2 separate regions of the Homo sapiens genome follow, and region 2 is linked to region 1. Evidence: read pairs that join two places in POLR2A ChIA-PET (ENCODE). Cell type or tissue: Caco-2. All regions are shown on one strand. Each heading gives the region's core, and the rest is flanking DNA. Links, peaks and the distances in the headings are about the cores only. Region 1 holds the start of LOC102724955 (a long non-coding RNA gene). Region 2 holds the start of LOC124907869 (a long non-coding RNA gene).

What was found. ChIA-PET counts read pairs that join two places held together with the same protein. Peaks named below come from ENCODE experiments on the same cell type or tissue, not always from the same donor. Only the 100,000 strongest peaks of a DNase experiment are listed, where the experiment ranks them.
Region 2: POLR2A ChIA-PET joins it to region 1 with 10 read pairs; 9 of 35 experiments call an interaction of 5 or more read pairs at or near these places.

What each region holds. Positions count from the first base shown.
Region 1 is chr2:112,666,534-112,677,207 of GRCh38, reverse strand. LOC102724955 (a long non-coding RNA gene) reads right to left here and starts at 2,909. Exons shown (of 4, transcript XR_001739643.2): 1 at 2,716-2,909. In Caco-2, for the core only: no CTCF peak of the experiment used is centred there; no DNase peak of the experiment used is centred there.
Region 2 is chr2:112,594,670-112,605,343 of GRCh38, reverse strand. LOC124907869 (a long non-coding RNA gene) reads right to left here and starts at 5,485. Exons shown (of 2, transcript XR_007087193.1): 1 at 5,031-5,485. In Caco-2, for the core only: a CTCF peak has its summit at 5,131 (motif pointing left); a DNase peak (open chromatin) is centred at 5,103.

The DNA.
Region 1 (10,674 bases), core at 1,257-9,256:
ACCTCCGCCTCCTGGGTTCAAGCAATTCTTCCGCCTCAGCCTCCACAGTAGCTGGGATTACAGGCGCCCGCCACCATGCCCAGCTAATTTTTGTATTTTTTAGTAGAGATGGGTTTTCACCATGTTAGCCAGGCTGGTCTGGAAACCCTGACCTCAGGTGCTCCGCCCGCCTTGGCCTCTCAAAGTGCTAGAATTACAGGCATGAGCCACCACACCTGGCCATTATTCTTTATGCCTTTTCTATGTCTGGAATATTTCACAACTTTTAAAAGTTTTAAGGACCTACTTTATATTAAGCATGTGGCACAATGCTGGGACTGTGGCCAAGGTTCAAGGCACAGTAGCAACTGCTGTCATTTCTACTGAGACCACCCCTTGTCACTTCTGCAGCTTCAGAATCCTCTCCTTCACTCCATCCTTAAGATAGAAAAAGTCGTTTCCATTTTTACAACAGCTCAAATGAGCTTGTGACTGAAGTCATGAAAAGCACTCTAAATCTGGTTACCTGGATCGGACCAGCTGAGTTAAATTGGATTTTGAGAACAGTCACTTTTTTTTTTGAAGGTGAGCAATCTAATGTATAAATATGCCATGTGGTCAAACACTAACGATGGACAGATTTTTGAAAGTGCTGATTTGAAAGCAAGACATGCCAATCTTCCTGGTTCAGTCCTTTCATTTCTATCCAACGGATTGAAACAAGGAGCACTAATTTACCCTGTGTGGCCAATTTAGGCTGCCTGTTTCAAGCTTCTCAACTCTGCAAGCATATTGGAATGCCCAAGAGAGCTTTTGAAAATCTCGATGTTCAGTCTACAACTATATCAATCAAATCACAATGCCCTTGGATGGGACCCAGGCCTAAGCTCCGCAGGTAAGTCTAATGCACAGCTGTGTTAGTCCATTTTGCATTGCTATAAAGGAATACCTGAGGCTGGGTAATTTATAAAGAAGAGAGGTTTATTTGGCTCACAGTTCTGCAGGCTGTACAAACGTGGCACCAGCATCTGTTCGGCTTCTAGTGAGGCTACAGGAAGCTTTCACTCATAGAAGAAGGCAAAAGGGGAACAGACATGTCACACAATGAGAAAGGGAGCAAGAGAGAGAGCAGGGGGTCCCAGATCCTTTTTTGTTTAATTTTTTTAGAGATTAGGTCTCATTATATTGCCCAGGCTGGTCTCAAACTCCTGGGCTCAAGCGATCCTCCCGCCTCAGCCTCTTAAAGGGCTGAAATTGCAGGCATGAGCCACCACGCCAAGCCCCCATATTCTCTTTTTTTTTTTTTTTTTTTTTTTGAGATAGAGTTTCCCTCTTGTTGCCCAGGCTGGAGTGGAATGGTGCGATCTCGGCTCACCACAACCTCTGCCTCCTGGGTTCAAGCGATTCTCCTGCCTCAGCCTCCCGAGTAGCTGGGATTAAAGGCACGAGCCACCATACCTGGCTAATTTTGTATTTTTAATAGAGATGGGGTTTCTCCATGTTGATCAGGCTGGTCTCTAACTCCCGACCTCAGACAATCCACCTGCCTCAGCCTCCCAAAGTGCTGGGATTACAGGTGTCAGTCAACGAGCCTGGCTTTTTTTTTTTTTTTTTTTTTTAAGATGGAGTCTCACTCTGTCACCCAAGCTAGAGTGCAGTGGCGCAGTCTCGGCTCACTGCAACCTCCACCTCCTGAGTTCAAACAATTCTCCTGCCTCAGCCTCCCAAGTAGCTGGGATTACAGGCACAGGCCATGACGCCTGGCTAATTTTTGTATTTTTAGTAGAGACGGGGTTTCATCATGTTGGCCAGGATGGTCTCAAACTCCTGACCTCAGGTAATCTGCCTGCTTCGGCCTCCCAAAGTGCTGGGATTACAGGCATGAGCCACCACGCCCAGCCCCCATATCCTTTTTAACAACCAACTGTTGATGAACTAATAGAACAAGAACTAACTCATTACCAAGGGCAGGTCACCCATTCACAAGGGATCTGACCCCATGACCCAAACACCTCCCACTAGGCCCCACCTCAAACCTTGGGGATCACTTTTCCACATGAGATTTGGAGGAGACAAACATCCAAACTATGTCAGCAGCCAAGGTTGAGAACCACTGGCCCAGTTAATCCCCCAGGACAATGACAGTCCTGAAACACCAGACACCACCTGTGAATTCAGGTTATCTTTTCCCATCCTTCCATGTGTGAAGCACTAATTCCTTCTTTTTACTTTAAGTTTTTACAATTCAAGTCAATCGTGGATTCAACTGCAGTAGTAAGACTCTCTGGGCTTAGCCCTGTGACAGAGTGCTAGCCATGGACACCAGTACTTGCTCTCCCCCAAGTCCTTATAGATAGAACTCCAACTTTGGCTGGGTATGTGGCCCATCCACTTAAAAACCACATTTCCCAGGGATGGGGGCCAGGGAGAAGGGAAAGCTCTTCTTTACCAAAGAATGCCAACTAACGGATGTACAAGGAATGAGAGAAATAGAAAATAATTTTACAACCACCTTCATAATAACTGATTCAGGTGAGATTCATTAGTAGATACTAAGGCCATTGGCAGAAAGACTGTGGCAGCATGTGACATTCACACAATCTCAAAGCATCGCCACCCCCGACCCCCAGAGAATGCATTCATTCCAAGGGGAAAAGACACTTCCACAATGGAGAAACCTGGCAGACACCGCCTTTGTGGGCTGTGAAGCAATCATATCTCAGCTCCAAACCCTACCCTCTCTGCTCTGCTGTGACGCTGGGCTGGGAACCTTCCAACATTTGCTTGCCAGGGGCTCCCCTGTTTCGCTCTGCTGAGACGGCGAGGCTGGAGAGAGGAAAAGGAACTTCCTCCGGCTCGCCTCCTGTTCCCGCAAAGGGTGACCTCACATTTCTTCACTCTGATAGCAGCAGTTCCTTCCTTTTTTTTTTTTTTTTTTTTTTGTTTGAGATGGAGACTTGCTCTGTCGCCCAGGTTGGAGTGCAGTGGCACAATCTCGGCTCACTGTAACCTCAGCCTCCTGAGTTCAAACGATTCTCCTGCCTCAGCCTCCTGAGTAGCTGGGATTACAGACACCCGCCACCATGCCCGGCTAATTTTGTATTTTTAGTAGTTTCACCATGTTGACCAGGCTGGTCTCGAACTCCTGACCTCAAGCGATCCTCCTACCTCAGCCTCTCAAAGTGCTGGGATTACAGGCGTGAGCCAGCACGCCCGGCCAGCAGTTCTTTCTGACATAGCAGTTGGGTGCTGTGTGTGGTTCTTCAGCTCTCACCAAACCAACCCCTTCATGCACCTTTTCAAGTCACCAGCTGCCTGCCTGCCCTCCTCAGCAGCCAGGGCCCAGGCCCACAGGACCCTTCCAAGCCAACACAGCAGCTCCAGCCAGGGAGTGACGCTTCCTCAGCTCTTATAGCCTCAGTGATTGCTACCTCCATAACACCTTAATGTTTGTTTCTTGCCACTTCAGTTACCTGGTTAACACTTTACACCTAGCTAACAACTCTCATTAAAGGCTCTGTTAAAATAACTCAGATTTCTGTCTCCTGACTGGATCCTGATGCAGAAATTGGAATCAGGAGTGGGATTTATATGCCACCCTCTGGCATGGAAATATATCTTACTAAGGCATCCAAATTCCTTGCTATTAGTGATGTGAACACCTTAATATCACCAACAATGAGACAACTGATATCTCTGGGTCCTTGGGTCTCGAAGTCGCAACCACATGTTGAGGATGGAACAAGATAGAAAGAGTCTGTGTTTCCATCCTGATGACCATGGAGCCACCATAATAGGCCTGGGCTTCTTTTATTTATGTAGGAGAGAAATAAACTTTCTGTTCTTTGTTATTGCAGTTTTCTGTCACTCGCAGCTCAATCTAATCCTAATTAATATAGGGCATTTAAAGGCAAATTCACCAAAATTAAATTTATTTTAGACTTAAGAAATGAAGTTACAGTGAAGGAAAATTACTTGTCACACCACAGGCAGGAAAAGGTACCTTAGAGAATCAATGTCAAGTGGAATATTACCATGTCAAGAAAAATTACATATATTTATATGGAGAATGAGGTCAGTTAATAAACACTATGAAGTGCTTATGAAGTCAGGCACTACACACATTACATGCATTATTTTATTTAATCCTCATGAAAATCCTCTGACATAAGGCACTGTTATCATCACCAGTCCTTAGACAAGAGGACTGAAGGTTGGAAAGATTAAACAACATCCCATGCCATGCAACTTGTAAGTAGTAGAGATGGAATCAGAACTCAGGTAGGCTGAGTTAATCAACTCAACTTAATCAACTGACATTAAGATCTCTGCCACCAGTGGAAACTTAGAATGTAAAGCCTTGCCAGGTGCAGTGGCTCATAGCTGTAATCCCAGCACTTTGGGAGATCAATGTGGGCCTATTGTTTAAGCTCAGGAGTTCAAGACCAACCTGGGCAACACAGAGAAACCCCGTCTCCACCAAAAATACAAAAATTAGCTGGGCATGTTGACGTGCACTTGTGGACCCAGCTACTTGGGAGGCTGAGGTGGGAGGACCACTTGAGCCTGGGAGGCAGAGGCTGCAGTGAGCCAAGATGGCACCACTGCATTCCAGCCTAGGTGACAGAGTGAGGCCCCCATCTCAATTAAAAAAAAAAAAATTTAAACCCTTTCTCTATGTGAGAAAGTAATTCTACATGAAACAAGACAACCAGTATAAAAAAAAAGATTCTAAACAGAAGTTACTCTGACCAAATCTCTATTCCCAAGCTGACAGTTTTTCCAAAAAGCTGGCAAGGCCAACCACATTTAGGCTGACGAAGAGCTTGCCAGAAGCCAAGATCTTAGCTAAAAGAAAATTAACCTCCGTTCCAAATCAATAAGGTACACATAAGGTCCATCACAGGACTGTTCAACTAATGGACAATATCGATTATTATTCCCAGAACACGGCCCCCCAAAATTTTCAAATTAAAATTTAATTCAATAAAGGCTTCTAGAAAAAGAGATCAATAGGCACTTATTCTTATGGGCTGACATGAGATCTCCAATGGGCCTTGTATACAGCACAGCTCTCCCCGGGATTTCCAAAGTTCTATTATCTTCAGTGCTAAACTAAAAAGTACTAGTTCACATTAGGAACCAAACTGGCAACTGGGATGCCAACTATTATTTTGCAAAGCAGGACACAGTTAGTTGAAAATTGTATTTTTCCAATTAGCACAGCAGGAAACACTGCTGAGACATTCATCCCAAGCCTGCAATTAGAGAACATTTGCTTGCTTCTAGAAATAGAATGAATGGGAAGTAGAGACCTGCTATCTAGGTCTTCGGCAATAATATCCTGGGAGGGGAGATCTTGCTACCATTTCAGCAGTTCCCAGAAAATAAGCATCTTGCTCCTTTTAATAAATGCAGTATCATTCTCCAGTGCACCACAGTGTGTTAGGAAGAAACTAAGAAATCCAGCAACAAAAGGGGTTTACACAAAACCCTTATCATTAGAAAGGTAAGTACAACTGCCGATGAGCAGCTCTAATGTTTTATTTTATAGTTGTTTTAAAAATCTATTAATAGCTGGGCACAGTGGCTCACGCCTGTAATCCCAGCACTTTGGGAGGCCAAGGCAGGCGAATCGTGAGGTCAAGAGTTTGAGACCAACCTGGCCAACATGGTGAAACCCCGTTTCTACTAAAAATGCAAAAATTAGCTGGGCATGGTGGCACGTGCCTGTAGTCCCAGCTACTCGGGAGACTGAGGCAGGAGGATCGCTTGAACCTGGGAGGTGGAGGTTGCAGTGAGCCCAGATCATGCCACTGCACTCCAGCCTGGGTGACAGAATGAGACTCTGTCTCAAAAAAAAAAAAAAAAAAAAAAAAAAAAACCATTAATAATGTCTCAAAAGTCTCCACCTGTCACAAAAGGAAGTTTGGGCTGAGCACCTCCACAATCTCCAGCTAGCTGGCCTTCCCTGGCTCTTCAAATACAGTACTTCATTGTATGTGAGGCAAAACAATGGAAGCTTGAAGAATTTAGATCTCTCTCAAGCAGAGGTAAAGATAAGGCAGAGAACAGTGTTAAAAAGAGAAACAACTTTCACACCATGGGGTATCAGTTCAGTAACCTCATCAAAATTTGGAGCACTAAATTAAGATTTTGGTGTGAGCCAAGAGAAAACCCATTGGTTACTAAGATATTTGCTCTATATACCCCGCACAAACATTACAATGGAGAAAGGGTTTTCATAGACTAGGCATCCCCATACCATTAGATTTTACAGAGGACACTACAACTCAGCTTTAATGAATAAGTCTAACTTTGTACCTTTGGTCTTTAAGCAGCTTTATATTACATGAAGGTGAAAGAGGTATACAGTGAGAACAAATCCTTTTATTTCCCCCAATCAGGAAATGATTTGTTGAAAGCCCTAGCTTGGCCCAAAGTTTACCTCCAGCTTGTAACACTTATGGTAACTTGCAGGTAAACACGTGCATGATTGTGTAACATCTATTTAGATTGGTGCAAAAGTAATTGCGGTTTTTGCCATTACCTTCAATGGCAAGAACCGCAATTACTATTGCACCAACTTGACTATCTAGTTCTCAGTGACTACAGGAGGTTAACCAGATGATTCAACACTGATATTTATTCTGTGAAATAAACTATTTAATTTCTAGACAACACAGGGGCTTTACTAATAAACAGCTTCATCTCTCAGAAAGATCATGCAAGTATGTATGTGTGCATATGTACACATATGCATAGACAAAATGCCTATGAAGGTTTGCCAACTATTGCCAGTGGTTTCCTTTGGATAATGAGACTAGGAAACAGGAAAGCAAGCAAGACTCATTCATTCTTTACTTTCTTTTTTTTGTTTGTTTGTTTTTGGTTTTTGAGACTGAGTCCCACTTTGTCACCCAGGCTGGAGTGCAGTGGCATGATCTCGGCTTACTGCAAACTCTGCCTCCTGAGTTCAAGCGATTCTCCTGTCTCAGACTCCCGAGTAGCTAGGATTATAGGCATGCACCACCACACCCAGCTAATTTTTGTATTCTTAGTATTTTGTATTTTGTATTCACCATGTTGGCCAGGCTGGTCTTGAGCTCTTGACCTCAAGCAATCTGCCCTCCTCAGCCTCCCAAAGTGCTGGGATTACAGGCGTGAGCCACCACGCCCAGCCTATTCTCTACTTTCTATACCTAATTGTTCAAAAAACTTTTCAATGTAAACATTCCAATAAATGTTTCACTTAAAAAAAATACTACTAAAGCCGGGCACAGTGGCTCACACCTGTAATCCCAGCACTTTGTGGGGCTGAGTCAGGTGGATCACCTGAGGTCAAGAGTCCAGGTCCAGCTTGGCCAACATGGTGAAACCCTGTCTCTACTAAAAATACAAAAAAAAGCCAGGTGTGGTGGTGGACTCCTGTAATCCCAGCTACTCAGGAGGCTGAGGCAGAATCACTTGAACCTGTGAGTCAGAGGCTGCAATGAGCCGAGATTCCACCTCTGCACTCCAGCCTGGGCAACAGAGCAGGATTCCAACTCAATAAATAAATAAATAAATACTACTAAAATACCAACTAGTCAAGAATTTCCAGGGGAAGACACACTGAAACATTTACCTTCACTCCCTTAGGGCAGTGGAGGAATATTGTAGAGGCATAGTGAACAGGCGAGGAAACAAAACCTCAAAATTGTGGAAGCTTAGATAGCAGATGGAAAGACTCGGCTGACCCCAGAAGGCTGAAGCTAAGCTGGCCACTAAAAGGCTCGGAAGTTGGAGTCTCAAGTAACTTGGAAGAGAAACAAAGGATGGGCTAGAACCAGTAAGACTGAAAGTCTAAGAAGCAGTTTGGCCAGATGGAGTATCAGATGATATTAAAGAATTAGTAGGGCCGGGCACAATGGCTCACACCTGTAATCCCAACACTTTGGGATGCCAAGGTGGGTTGGGCACGTGAGGTCAGAAGTTCAAGACCAGCCTGGCCGATATGGTGAAACCCCGTCTCTACTAAAAATACAAAATTAGCCAGGCGTGGTGGCGCATGCCTGTAATCCCAGCTACTCAGGAGGCTGAGGCAGGAGAATCACTTGAACCCAGGAGGCGGAGGTTGCAGTGAGCCGAGATCGCGCCATTGCACTCCAGCCTGGGCAACAAGAGCGAAACTCTGTCTCAAAAACAACAACAACAAACTGTGTTAAAAATGTACAGGGAAATTTAAAAATAGCAAAACCACTATTTATTTAGTACCTGTAATTTAAAACATTAGACATATTGGGACTAAGCATTTTTGGATCAGCATCCAGTATTTTGCCCTTTGGGCTCTCGGTGTTGTAAATTAACTCCAAGAGGTCTGTTAAGGTGAAGTTTTTGCCAGCATCGCCTCTGGGACGCGTATGTTCTCTTTATCACAATCACTTTCTTCATTTTTGTTGTTAAATTTACCTTCGCTAACTTCCTCTGGCTGCCTGTCTAGAATCTCTCAAACAGCAGCCTGATCAACTTCCCATGGTCAAATGTAACTCAATTTATGTGCAGTTTGAATTCTGCAAAGTTACTTGCAGCATATAAGTTTCTACCACATTGAATATTACTGTTAATTTCTGCCATGATGCTTTCCATTTCTTCCAAACTTCAGCTAAAGAAATTGCAAGATCTGGCCAGGCGCAGTGGCTCACACCTGTAATCTCAGCACTTTGGGATGCTGAGGCAGGCGGATCACTCGAGGCGGGGAGTTCGAGACCAGCCTGGCCAGCATGATGAAACCCTGTCTCTACTAAAAATACAACAAATTAGCCAGGCATGGTGTCACACATCTGTAGTCCCAGCTACTCAGGAGGCTGGAGCAGAATTGCTTGAACCCAGGAGGCAGAGGTTCCAGTGAGCCAAGACACCCCCAGAGCACTCCAGCCTGGGCAATAGAGCGAGACTCCATCTCAAAAAAAAAAAAAAAAAAAAAAAAAATTGTGAGGTCGAGGTGGGTGGATCACGAGGTCAGGAGATCGAGACCATCCTGGCTAACATGGTGAAACCCCATCTCTATTAAAAACACAATAAATTAGCCTGGCATGGTGGCACACGCCTGTAGTCCCAGCTACTCGGGAGGCTGAGGCAGGAGAATCATTTGAACCTGGGAGGTGGAGGTTGCAGTGAGCCGAGATCGCAGCACTGCACTCCAGCCTGGGCGACAGAGTGAGACTCCATCTCATAAAAAAAATAAAAATAAAAAAAGCAAGATCTCTGGATGTAGCATCAATGGCCTATCAAAACTCCATAGAAGATAATGAGCTTTAAAAATCAAAATAATGGCTAGGCACAGTGGCTAACACCTGTAATCCCAGCATTTTGGGAGGCCAAGGCGGGTGGATCACTTGAGGTCAGGAGTTCAAGACCACCCTGGCCAAGGCAGGTGACTCACTTGAGGTCAGGAGTTCAAGACCAGCCTGGCCAACATCTCTAAACGTCTCTACTAAACGTCTCTACTAAAAGTTTAAAAATTAGCTGGGTGTGGCCAGGCGTGGTGGCTCATGCCTGTAATCCCAGCACTGTGATAAGCTGAGGCAGGCAGATCACGAGGTCAGGAGTTTGAGACCAGCCTGGCCCACATGGTGAAACCCTGTCTCTACTAAAAGTACAAAAATTAGCCAGGCATGGTGGCGTGCACCTGTAGTCCCAGCTACCTGGGAGGTTGAGACAGGAGAATCACTGGAACCCAGGAGGCAGAGGTTGCAGTGAGCCAAGATCGCACCACTGTACTCCAGCCTGGGTGACAGAATAAGACTCTGTCTCAAAAAAAAAAATTAAAAATAAAAAAAAAACTTAGCCAGGTGTGGTGGTGCTCACCTGTAATCCCAGCTACTCGGGAAGCTGAGGCAGGAGAATCGTTTGAACTGGGAAGGAGAGGTTGCAGTGAGCCAAGATCGCACCACTGCACTCCAGCTTGGGTGACAGAGCGAGCCACTGCCTCAAAAAACAAAAAAAATATCAAAATTATCTGTTTGTGCATTGGCTGGATTAATGAAAGTAGTGTTTGATGGTAAAAAGCAAATTTTCATTTTCATTCAAGCCCCCAAAAGAACTGGAGCATAATCCCACAGTAGCACTGAAAGTCTATAGTAGTATCTCTCCCACTGGAAGATAAGAAGGCAACACAACCAAAAGCTTTCTCATCTGGAGTGAACTGAGTAACAGATGTACAGTAGCCAATCACCAACAGACTTTGAAGGAAGTGACATGACAGATCACCCATCATGATGTGCCCATTCTTTTCTAAAGGTGATCTGTGGACTGAAGAGCTAACAGTGAAGGCTTTGCTTTATAGTTACTCAGTTAGTAGACCACGGTAACTGAAATATGAGCTGTGCTGTCAGGGGACTGGTATTTACCTAAACTGCGGTAACTAAACCGGTGCCTATTGAAGCCACCCTAAGGATGGGCTGTCTAGGCTGAAAACAGTGAGGTTAAAATATGTGGTGACCACTTCCCCCTCTGAGTCCTAGAACGTTCATTAGTTAGGCTTTTAGCCTTCTGAAGCTTTTCTGGGGTTCCTCCAAGGAAAGAGCCCAACCAGATCACCCTATGTCAGGGTTCTGCAACCTCAGCACTACTGACATTTCAGCCCAGGTATTTTCTGTTGTGGAGTTGCCCTGTGTACTGTAGGACGCTTACAGCAGCATCTCTGGTCAGTAC
Region 2 (10,674 bases), core at 1,826-9,825, 72 kb after region 1:
AGGGAATAATCGACCTTTCAGGAACTATTGGACACAGGATCCAAGTTAACACTGAAAATCAGAGACTCAAACATCATCATTAAAGGGGCCAGGTAATACATGGGGTGCCAGGCCAGGCCAAGTTCCTACTGGGTGCAACACAAGCTTCCAAGAGTCCTTTCCCAATGGAATCCACAGGATGCACGTAATTCCTCCAGCAACAGGTTATGACAACACATGTGAAACATTGTCTACCAGGGAGGCTCATTAGAGACTCAGTGTGTAAGGTTTTAATGCAGGGAAGGTACTTACATTGGCGTCCACTGTCTGGCATGTACCAAAATTCTAGACTCTCAGAAGGAAAAGAGGTGTTCAGCATAAGCTGAACACTTTAGATACAGTGAGACACTCCGATGAGAGAATGATGGAAATCCAACTGACTAGATGCCAGCCAAGGGCCAACCTTGCAAGCCGACTTTTCCGAGAATAGCAGGCTCAGGCCTGCTGTGTTAACTTTTTTCTACACAGGCTGTTCACTTGGAATTATATATTCAACAAAAATATATTTCAAGAATGACAGTAAAATAAAGACATTTTTGGGCTAACGATATAGAGGGTTTGCTCCAAAAAGAGCTGCCATAAATTCTGAAGGATGTGCTTATGCAGAAGAGTAATCCAGGAAGATCAGAGACGCAGGAAAGAACAAAGAACACTGATGGTACAGTACCCTGTAAGAATGTCTTCTGGGCCCAAAAGAGCAAGAGAAACACAGCATGTAAGGGGGAGAGGATGTGAGGTTAATGTAATCAAATATCCTTATATAGTTGAAGGACAGTAGAGCTATTTCTTGATTTTATACATGTTAATTATGAATGTCAAAATATGTAAAGTTAATTACTAGGCCAGGCATGGTGGCTCACGACTGTAATCCCAGCAGTTTGGGAGGCCGAGGTGGGCGGATCACCTGAGGTTAGGAGTTCGAGACCAGCCTGGCCAACATGGCGAAACTGCATCTCTACTAAAAATACAAAATCTCCTTGTCTCCCTTTTGCCTAACTTGGTCCTTCCAGGTCCCTGACCAACTAGCCAAGCCATTTGCCACAGCTCAGGAGTCCATACTCATACCTACTTCAGGCCTCTTCTCCCTCTATACAAAGTGGATGGCCAAATACACTATTCAGCTCTGATTGCTGGGAAGATTTCCCCTCATGGCTATTTTGAGGGCCACCTTGAGTAGGGCTGTAGTATGATAGCAGTCTACTTCAGTGGATAACAGTCTATTTCAGCTCACACCAACAAGGCCCAGGATTGTTCTTCTATCAGTTGATCATACACACCTACCTGAGGCTATGGACATCAGCTGAGTCAATGGCTTCAATGCAACCGAGGTGGATGACCTGGGGATCTGGGCCATGTGTCCATTTAACTTACTTATGTTCTCGACCTGCTCCTGAATGACCATTTCTATCATACTTGAAAGGCAGCTCCAGGTGCAAAGTCACTTGATGCCCCATGGTCAATTTCAAAATCTCTTTTAGGGCCCAATGGTATGACAAGAATTGCTTTTCCAATGAATGGCAAATAATTGTCTGTTACAGAAGGCATAGTCTTGCTCCAGATCTCTAGGGGTCTGTGCTGCAATTCTCCCAGTGGACTTTCCAGAAACACCACACGGCATCTTGATCTACTATGCCTACACTAGCATCACTGAGCCCGCTGGCATAGAAGGCAAAGAGCAGGGCAGTTTGCCCCACACCTTGGATCTGCTGCAGGGTCTCATTGTTTGGGTATTATTTGAACTAGGAGATAAATGAGTAAATGCTGTATTGCCAGTGTGGTATATGATGCCTCAAAATGCCTCTTTCTTAGCAATAGGGGGTGCTTAAGGTACAGCAACTTGTTTCAGACCAGTGGACCCTACAAATGTCACCAATATGGCAAAGCCTCCGAATTTTAGGGGAGGGGAGTCCTGTCTCCCACCAACTGGCATCTGGTCATTCAGAGTACCTGCCATATTTTGTTCAACCAAGTCCAGCTAGCATTATGTTCTGTGGAATGGCAAGATGATCAGGTCCCTGTGGATCATACTGTGATAGAGAGGAGAAGAGTTACCATAGCACTGGGGCAAGAAGGTAAATCTATTCTGCTGCCTTCCCTACATGTGAACAAAATAACTTTGAGTCTCTTTACTCATGAGGATTGAAAAGAATGCATTTATCAGATCAATAGCTGCATGCCAAGTGCCACAGGCTGTATCGATCTGTTCAGGTAAACATCCAGCCTAGCAGCTACAATTTCGGCTATCACTTGGTTAAGTTGATGGAAGCCCACAGTCATCCACCACAATCCATATGGTTTTTTATACATATGAGCCAAATGGCGATATGATAGGAACCATCCTCCCTGCATCTTTAGTCTTTGATGGAGGTGCTGATCTCTGCAATTCTCCAGACGTGGTGTTATTTTTTATTTATCATCTTGACACTTGATGCTTGGACCTGCCTAACATAATTGGTGAGAGAACTAATATGCAAGTTCTGCTACCTGCTAAGTATATCCACCCCAATTAAGAGACCTGGAAATAACTTCAAGAGGGAACTGTGGGCCCACTGGACAAACATGAGACAAACATGAGGCAGGACTCCGCTTATTACCTTGTCTCCCGTGCCCACTCTAGGCAGGGATCTATAGTGGCATTTCAGATCCTCTGGTACCGATTTCATGAACCTGGTATTCCATGGCCCTTGAGAAATCTAGGTACTTCCCTTTCTATAGTGGACAGTTACCCTAGAACATGGCTCGGTCCCTTTAACAAAGAGCTAGAGGAATACTTGCTGCATGTATTTGCAGTAGCATTGTCGGATTCTTCCTCGGGGGAACTGGGCTGCCCTTCTGTCAACAGGGTCTGAGCTTGAGAACTGACATGTGATTTTTTTTTTTTTTTTTTGAGATGGAGTCTTGTTCTGTCACCGAGGCTGGAGTGCAATAGCATGATCTCGGGTCACTGCAACCTCTGCCTCCTGGGTTCAAGCGATTCTCCTGCCTCAGCCTCGTGAGTAGCTGAGATTACAGGTCCCCACCACCACGCCCGGCTAATTTTTGTATTTTAGTAGAGACGGGGTTTCACCATATTAGCCAGGCTAGTCTTGAACTCCTGACCTCACCTGATCCACCCACACTGGCCTCCCAAAGTGCTGGGATTACAGGTGTGAGCCATGGTGCCTGGCCAGACTTGTGATTTTCATTGTGGAAGATGACATAGGGCTCTGCTCCCCAGATCTTCATTTTTCCTGGTTATACAGTCAAATAATACTCTAGGCAATATCCCCCATGGGATGGTGTTCTCCCCAGGGGACTGTGTGGACCATTGGCCATTGCCACAGGTATCTGCGTATCACGGCACCCTGACTACCAGTCCAGGCTTGCTGCCCATTCCAGTAATTTGTACTCACTTTGTCTCTGATGGTTAAGTGCCTCCACCTGCCTCTGCTATTTCAGAATCCTGTCACTCCCATTAACCCTAGGGAGCCCAGTTCAATGGCATCGTATCTCACTGTCACTCCTAGCCTATGGAGACTCCACCAGTGAGTTTCCCATTGATACCAGAAGCTCCCTCACTAGTGCACTCTACACTACATCTGGGGTAAAGGGCCATGATGTCTGCAACACATTCTCAAATTGTTCAGGGAAAAAAAATGTTAAGAACAGAGAGAGGCCGGGCACAGTGACTTACACCGGTAATCCCAGTACTTTGGGAGGCTGAGGTGGGAGGATTCCTTGAGCCCAGGAATTTGAGAACAGCCTGGGAAACATAGCAAGACCCCTACCAAAAAAAAAAAAAAAAAAAATTAGCTGGGCATAGTGGTGTATACCTGTGGTCCCAGCTATGTGGGAGGCTGAGGCAGGACGATCACTTGAGCCCAGGAGGTCGAGGCTGCATGATCACACCACTGCTGTTGCCACCCTGAACAATAGCAAGATGCTGTCTCCAAAAATAAAAGAACAGAGAGAAAGAAAAGCAATGAAGCAAATAAAGCAAAATGTCCACAGGAGGAAAATCTGAGAAAGGAGATTTTATATATATATATAACGATTTTTTTTTTTTGGCTGGGCATGGTAGCTCATGCCTGTAATCCCAGCACTTTGGGAGACAGAGGTGGGCAGATCACGAGGTCAGGAGTTCGAGACCAGCGTGACCAGCATGGTGAAACCCTGTCTCTAATAAATATACAAAAATTAGCGGGGCGTGGTGTTGCAGCTACTTGGGAGGCTGAGGCAGGAGAATCGCTTGTACCTGAGAGGCGGAGGTTGCAGTGAGCCGAGATCACGCCATTGCGTTCCAGCCTGGGCGATACAGTGAGACTCTGTCTCAAAAAATAAAAACAACGTTTTTTTAATCACCTTTCCAAACTTTTCCACAGTAACTAGGACACTTGTGTTTTCTACATCTTGTGTCAAATATGATCCTTAGAAGTTCAGCAGGAAATATTTTTACTAGAGTGGCATGCAGTAGCCTCCAGACAATTTCTGATTACATTCCTTTCTGATTTCTAAATGCATCTGTTTTTAACCTTTTACTTTCTTTATCTATTCAGTCTCCTGAAGGGTGCATATAGTTTATCCTGAAAGAAGCAATTTGAGATTAATCCTTTCAATCATCTTTTGCCTTGTTTTTATTTCCTGTTTTATTCACATCAGGTTTTAATTTTACTAATTCCTTCTAATTTTTGTACCTCAAGAGAGCTCAGACTTAGATAGATCAAAATCTGTTTCATAATACACTCTCATCACCATTCTATACATACCCTGCTTTCATTTATTTTGTGTTCTTAAAAATATTATAATAAACATGTGTGTAATCAATGTCCAACCTAAGAAGTAGAAAGAATAAACTATTATCTTTAAAATACAGGGCTATGGACTTATCTGCACATAGCACCATTCAGTTAATAACTAAAGTTATGCCACTTTTTGTAATGACTCCCTTTTTACAGTATAATGACTCCCCAAAAACACACTAAATAAGTACACTGTAAGAAGTAATACTTGACCTTAGGGTTTCCAGCAAAGACACACCCCAAAATCTCCATGCGCAGTTCCCAGCCGGAGGCCTCACGTGGAAGCAGCTGCCTCTGGTCTGTGTGGGACAGCGCCACCTCCTGGTCGGCGGCAGAGCCAGCATCTTAATTCCATGCATGCTTCCATGCTAGGAAACGCCCTTGCTTAGCCTTAATTTTGTTTCAAACGTATTTGGGGTGCCATAAGTTTATTTTCTGTAAAGTTTGAGGGCACTGTAATCATGAGCTCCCAAAAGACTGAAAAATTGGTGAGGACAATGGTGCAAGATGAAAAATGCCCCTTCCCCGATGGTCAAGTCCTGAGTTCCTCTTTTGGGGAAGGCAACATATCTACATTACACGAAGTTCTATGCACATAATATTTATTTACATTAAACTTGTTGGGCTGGGCGCTGTGGCTCACGCCTGTAATCCCAGCATTTTGGGAGGCCGAGGCAGGTGGATCACGAGGTCAGGAGATTGAGACCAGCCTGGCCAACATGGTGAAACCCTGTCTCTAATAAAAATACAAAAATTAGCCGGGCGTAGTGGCGCGTGCCTGTAGCCCCAGCTACTCAGGAGGCTGAGGCAGGAGAGTTGCTTGAACCCGGGAGGCGGAGGTTGCAGTGGGCCAAGATCATGCTACTGCACTCCAGTCTGGGAGACAGAGGGAGACTCCGTCTCAAAAAAAAAAAAAAAATTGTTGTTTACTACTGACATAAATATGTTTTCTTTATTTGGTTGATTTTTTTTCTATTAAAATTATTCACGTGTCTTGGATTGAGATAAATGATGTATTTTCTCATTAAAATTAATAGAAATATTTTTTTCATATGCAGGTTTGTCACTTAGCAGCAAAGTTTTTAGGAATAAATTAGTCATTAAGTGAAGGATAGGTATAACTTCAAAAGAAAGGTACAAATATCTAAATGATGGCAACAAAAGAATTAACATTAAAATGTCAATCAATCCAAGACTAACACATAAAAATTAATCAAAAAGAGTAAAAACTTTTAAAGACCACATGAACTAGCATGATTCAAAGTAATTAGGAATAAATAATACAGCAAAAATAAAAATAAAAACTTGGCCAGGCGTGGTGGCACATGCCTGCAATCCCAGCACATTGGGAGGCCGAGGCAAGCAGATCACCTGAGATCAGGAGTTTGAGACCAGCCTGGCCAACATGGCAAAACCCCATCTCTACTAAAAATACAAAAATTAGCCGGGTGTGGTGGTGGGCGCCTGTAATCCCAGCTACTTGGGAGGCTGAGGCAGGAGAATCGCTTGAGCCCAGGAGGCAGAGGTTGCAGTGAGCTGAGATTGTGTCACTGCACTCCAGCCTGGGCAACAACAGCGAAACTCCATCTAAAAAAAAAAAAAAATTAAGCTTCCTACAAACTGTTGAAGTAATACATAAATTAATTGTCACAAGATTTCAAACAATACAAAGAGAGTGTGAGAACCCCTTGAATATTTCTCTTGTGATTTCAGTTCCCCTCCCAATCCCAAATGAACTCGGGCACAAACAAGCATGCAGAGTTTGGAATGTATCAGCAATTTTCCTCCAAAATGTGTGTACCATGAACAATAGCTTATGAGGTACCTATTTTTACACTTTCTACTTATTTTAATTTTTTTTTTAAGAGATGGGGTCTCACTATGTTGCCCAGGCTGGTCCCAAACGCCTGGCCTCAAGCTATCCTCCCACTTTGGCCCCCTAAAGTGCTGGGATTATAGGTGTGAGCCACCACGCTTGGCCCTATTTCTACATTTTCTTTTCTTTTTAATTTTTCTTTTCTTTTTTTTTCTTTTGAGACAGAATTCTGCTCTTGTTGCCCAGGCTGGAGTGCAATGGCGCAATCTTGGCTCACCTCTGCCTCCCGGGTTCAAACAATTCTCCTGCTTCAGCCTCCCGAGTAGCTGGGACTACAGGCATGTGCCACCATGCCTGGCTAATTTTTGTATTTTTAGTAGAGACGGGGTTTCTCCATGTTGGTCAGGCTGGTCTCGAACTTCTGACCTCAGGTGATACGCCGGCCTCGGCCTCCCAAAGTGCTGGGATTATAGGTGTGAGCCACTGCGCCTGGCCTACATTTTCTTTTTCTTTTTCTTTCTTTTTTTTTTTCTTGAGAGAGAGTCTTGCTGTGTCACCCAGGCTGGAGTGCAGTGGTATGATCTCAGCTCCACCTCCTGAGTTCCAGCAATTCTTGTGCCTCAGCCTCCTGAGTAGCTGGGATTACAGGCATGCACCACCACATCCGACTAATTTTTGTACTGTTAGTAGAGACAGGATTTCTCCATGTCGGTCAGGCTGGTCTCAAACTCCTGGCTTCAAGCGATCCACCCACCTCAGCCTCCCAACATGATGGGATTACAGGCATGAGCCACTGCACCCAGCCTAGTTCTACATTTTCTTGTCAACATTAGATATTATCAGACTTTTTAGTTTTTGCCAATCTGAAGGACCAAAAATCTCACTGGAATCTACACTTCTCTAATGGTTAGAGAGACTGCATATTTTTCCTTTCCTCTTTTGTGAGTTGCCTGTTCCTATTGTATCACTGAGGTTTTGCTGCTGTAACAAATAACCACAGTATCTCAGTGGCTTACAACAAGAAGCATGTAGTTCTTGATCATTTAAATGAGGACTGAGGTTGACCTGTAGCTCTGCTCAGTTTCTATTCTCATTCCTGGTCCCGGACTGAATGAGCATCATCCTCTAAGGCCATTCCCACAACGTAGAGATGAAACACAAAATGCAAAGCTACAAGATGCATGCCATTTAAAACTTCCGCCCAGATGTGGCATATGTCACATCTTTTCACCTCTCATTGGCTAACACAAGTCTCACCAGCCAGCCCTGGCTATGGGTCAGAGAAGTACCCTTCTCCAACAGAGTATGTGATGAAGGTGGAGGTGGGAATGTTTAACATTGACACAGGGAAAGAGTTGATAACTCTTTATGTGATTATTATCTACTAAACGGTTCCACTTTTTTTTTTTTTAATTATTTTTGAGACAGAGTTTCGCTCTTGTCACCCAGGCTAGAGTACAATGGCATGATCTCGGCTCACTGCAACCTCTGCCTCCCGGGTTCAAGTGATTCTCCTGCCTCGGCCTCCCAAGTAGCTGGGATCACAGGCATGTGCCACGACGCCCAGCTAAGTTAATACAAACATGGTCATCATGTTGGACAGCCTGGTCTCGAAATCCCATTTATTTATTTATTTATTTATTTATTTATTTATTTATGAGATGGAGTCTCGTTCTGTAGCCCAGGCTGGAGTACAGTGGCATGATCTTGGCTCAATGCAACCTCTGCCTCCTGGGTTCAAGCGATTCTCCTGCCTCAGCCTCCCGAGTAGCTGGGATTATACGCATGTACCACCATGCCCAGCTAATTTTTGTATTTTTTAGTAGAGATAGGGTTTCACCATGTTGGCCAGGCTGGTCTCAAACTCCTGACCTCAAGTGATCCATTTGCCTCAGCCTCCCAAAGTGCTGGGATTACAGGCACGAGCCATCGCCCCCGGCACACAAGCCTTGCTTCAAGGTGATTCCACTTGGTATGTGATTCTCCTCCATAAACACAGGTTATAAAGTGTTCCCTCTATGAACTGAGATTCTCTCTCTGACTTTGATCTAATATAGACAAGTAGAATGAAAACATGGTCTGGCTGACACTTCCACTTCTGGCATCTCTCCAAACTGAGGTGGCCTTGATACCTAAGAAAGCCCCATGCTGATGGCAGCCCAAGGGGAGCAAGGTCAGGGAAGGCCTCTCCCTGTTAGGAAGGACATTCACATAATTTTCTTCCTGTGCACAGTGTGAGTCTCAAAAAAAAAAAAAAGACTCTCACTCTGTCGCCCACGCTGGAGTGCAGTGGCGTCGTGATCCCGGCTCACTGCAACCTCTGCCTCCTGGGCTCAAGCAATCCTGCTACCTCAGCCTCCCGCATAGCCGGGATTACAGGCACCTGCCACCATGCCCAGCTAATTTTTGTTTTTTTAGTACAGACGGGGTTTCACCATGTTGGCCAAGCTGGTCTTGAACTCCTGACCTTAAACAATCAGCCTACCTTGGCCTCCCAAAGTGCTGGGATTGCAGACGTAAGCCACCATGCCCAGCCTGAATTGATAAATTCTTGAGAGATGGGAAACGGCATTCTTTAATGAGAATTTTGGATATAGGGGACACTAATAGAAACTAACAAAGTGCTTTCATAAAATTCCCAGATGCTCAAAGAAAATTTAAAAGTCGAGTTAAGATCCATAAAATATGCATGCCCAGGCTGGGCGCGGTGGCTCACGCCTGTAATCCCAACATTTTGGGAGGCTGAGGCAGGTGGATCACGAGGTCAGGAGATTGAGACCATCCTGGCCAACATGGTGAAACCCCATCTGTACTAAAAATACAAAAATTAGCTGGGCGTGGTGGCGCGTGCCTGTGGTCCTAGCTACTCAGGAGGCTGAGGCAGGAGAATCGCTTGAACTCGGGAGGTGGAGGTTGCAGTGAGCTGAGATTGCGCCACTGCACTCCAGCCTGGGCAACAGAATGAGACTCCACCTCAAAAAAAAAAAAAAGTGCACGCCCACAACTGAGTAAAAGACAGGACTGTGATCAGGAAGTGCAGAAAATGTTAAATTTTAATGTCAGGGGTTAATTTAGAAAACATTGGCAAGTGTTTTCTCCTTTTATCATACCTTCCCCCTTTCTCATCTTTGCTGCAGATAAGGTCAAGTTCAGGGACTGCAGGACTTAAGGGGTAGGAGGTAATTCCTTCAAAACAAAAATGAAGGCAGGGTGTGGTGGCTCACGCCTGGAATCCCAGCACTTTGGGAGGCAGACGAGGGCAGATCACTTGAGGTTAGGAGTTCTAGACCAGCCTGGCCAACATATTGAAACCCCATCTCTACTAAAAATACAAAAAAATTAGCTGGGTGTGGCGGTGCATGTCTATAATCCCAGCTACTCAGGAGGTTGAGGCAGGAGTAATGCTTGAACCCGGGAGACGGTCCTCGCAGTGAGCCAAGACCATGCCATTGCACTCCAGCCTGGGCCATAGAGTGATTCTGTCTCAGAAAAAAAAAAAAAAAAAGATGAAAAGAAAACCCTTCTTTTCTCCTGCTTTGCATCTGCAATGGTGCAGGAATCCACAGATGTAACTAGACGTAACTGATGAATTGCAAGAAGTTAGAAGCCTGAAGAATGCAGCCGACATGAAAGGCTTTTATTCATACAGGTGATGTGATCTAAATGACTGACTGCATATTTAGAAAATAGGAAGAGTGTGAGGGACGGCAGCAAGGGTGAAGAATCGCCCCTCACCAGACAAGACTACAACAAAATTAACTGAGTCCTCATTTCAGCTTTAAAATAAACAAAAGGGGCTGGGCATGGTGGTTCACTCCTGTAATCCCAGCACTTTGGGAGGCCAAGGCAGGCAGATTTCTTGAGCTCAGGAGTTAGAGAACAGCCTGGACAATATGGTGAAACCCCATCTCTACTAAAAAGACAAAAATTAGCTGGGCATGCGTGCCTGTAGTCTCATCTACTCAGGAGGCTGAGGTGGGAGGATCATCTGAGCCCAGGAGGTGGAGGTGGCAGTGAGCCGAGATCACATCACTGCACTCC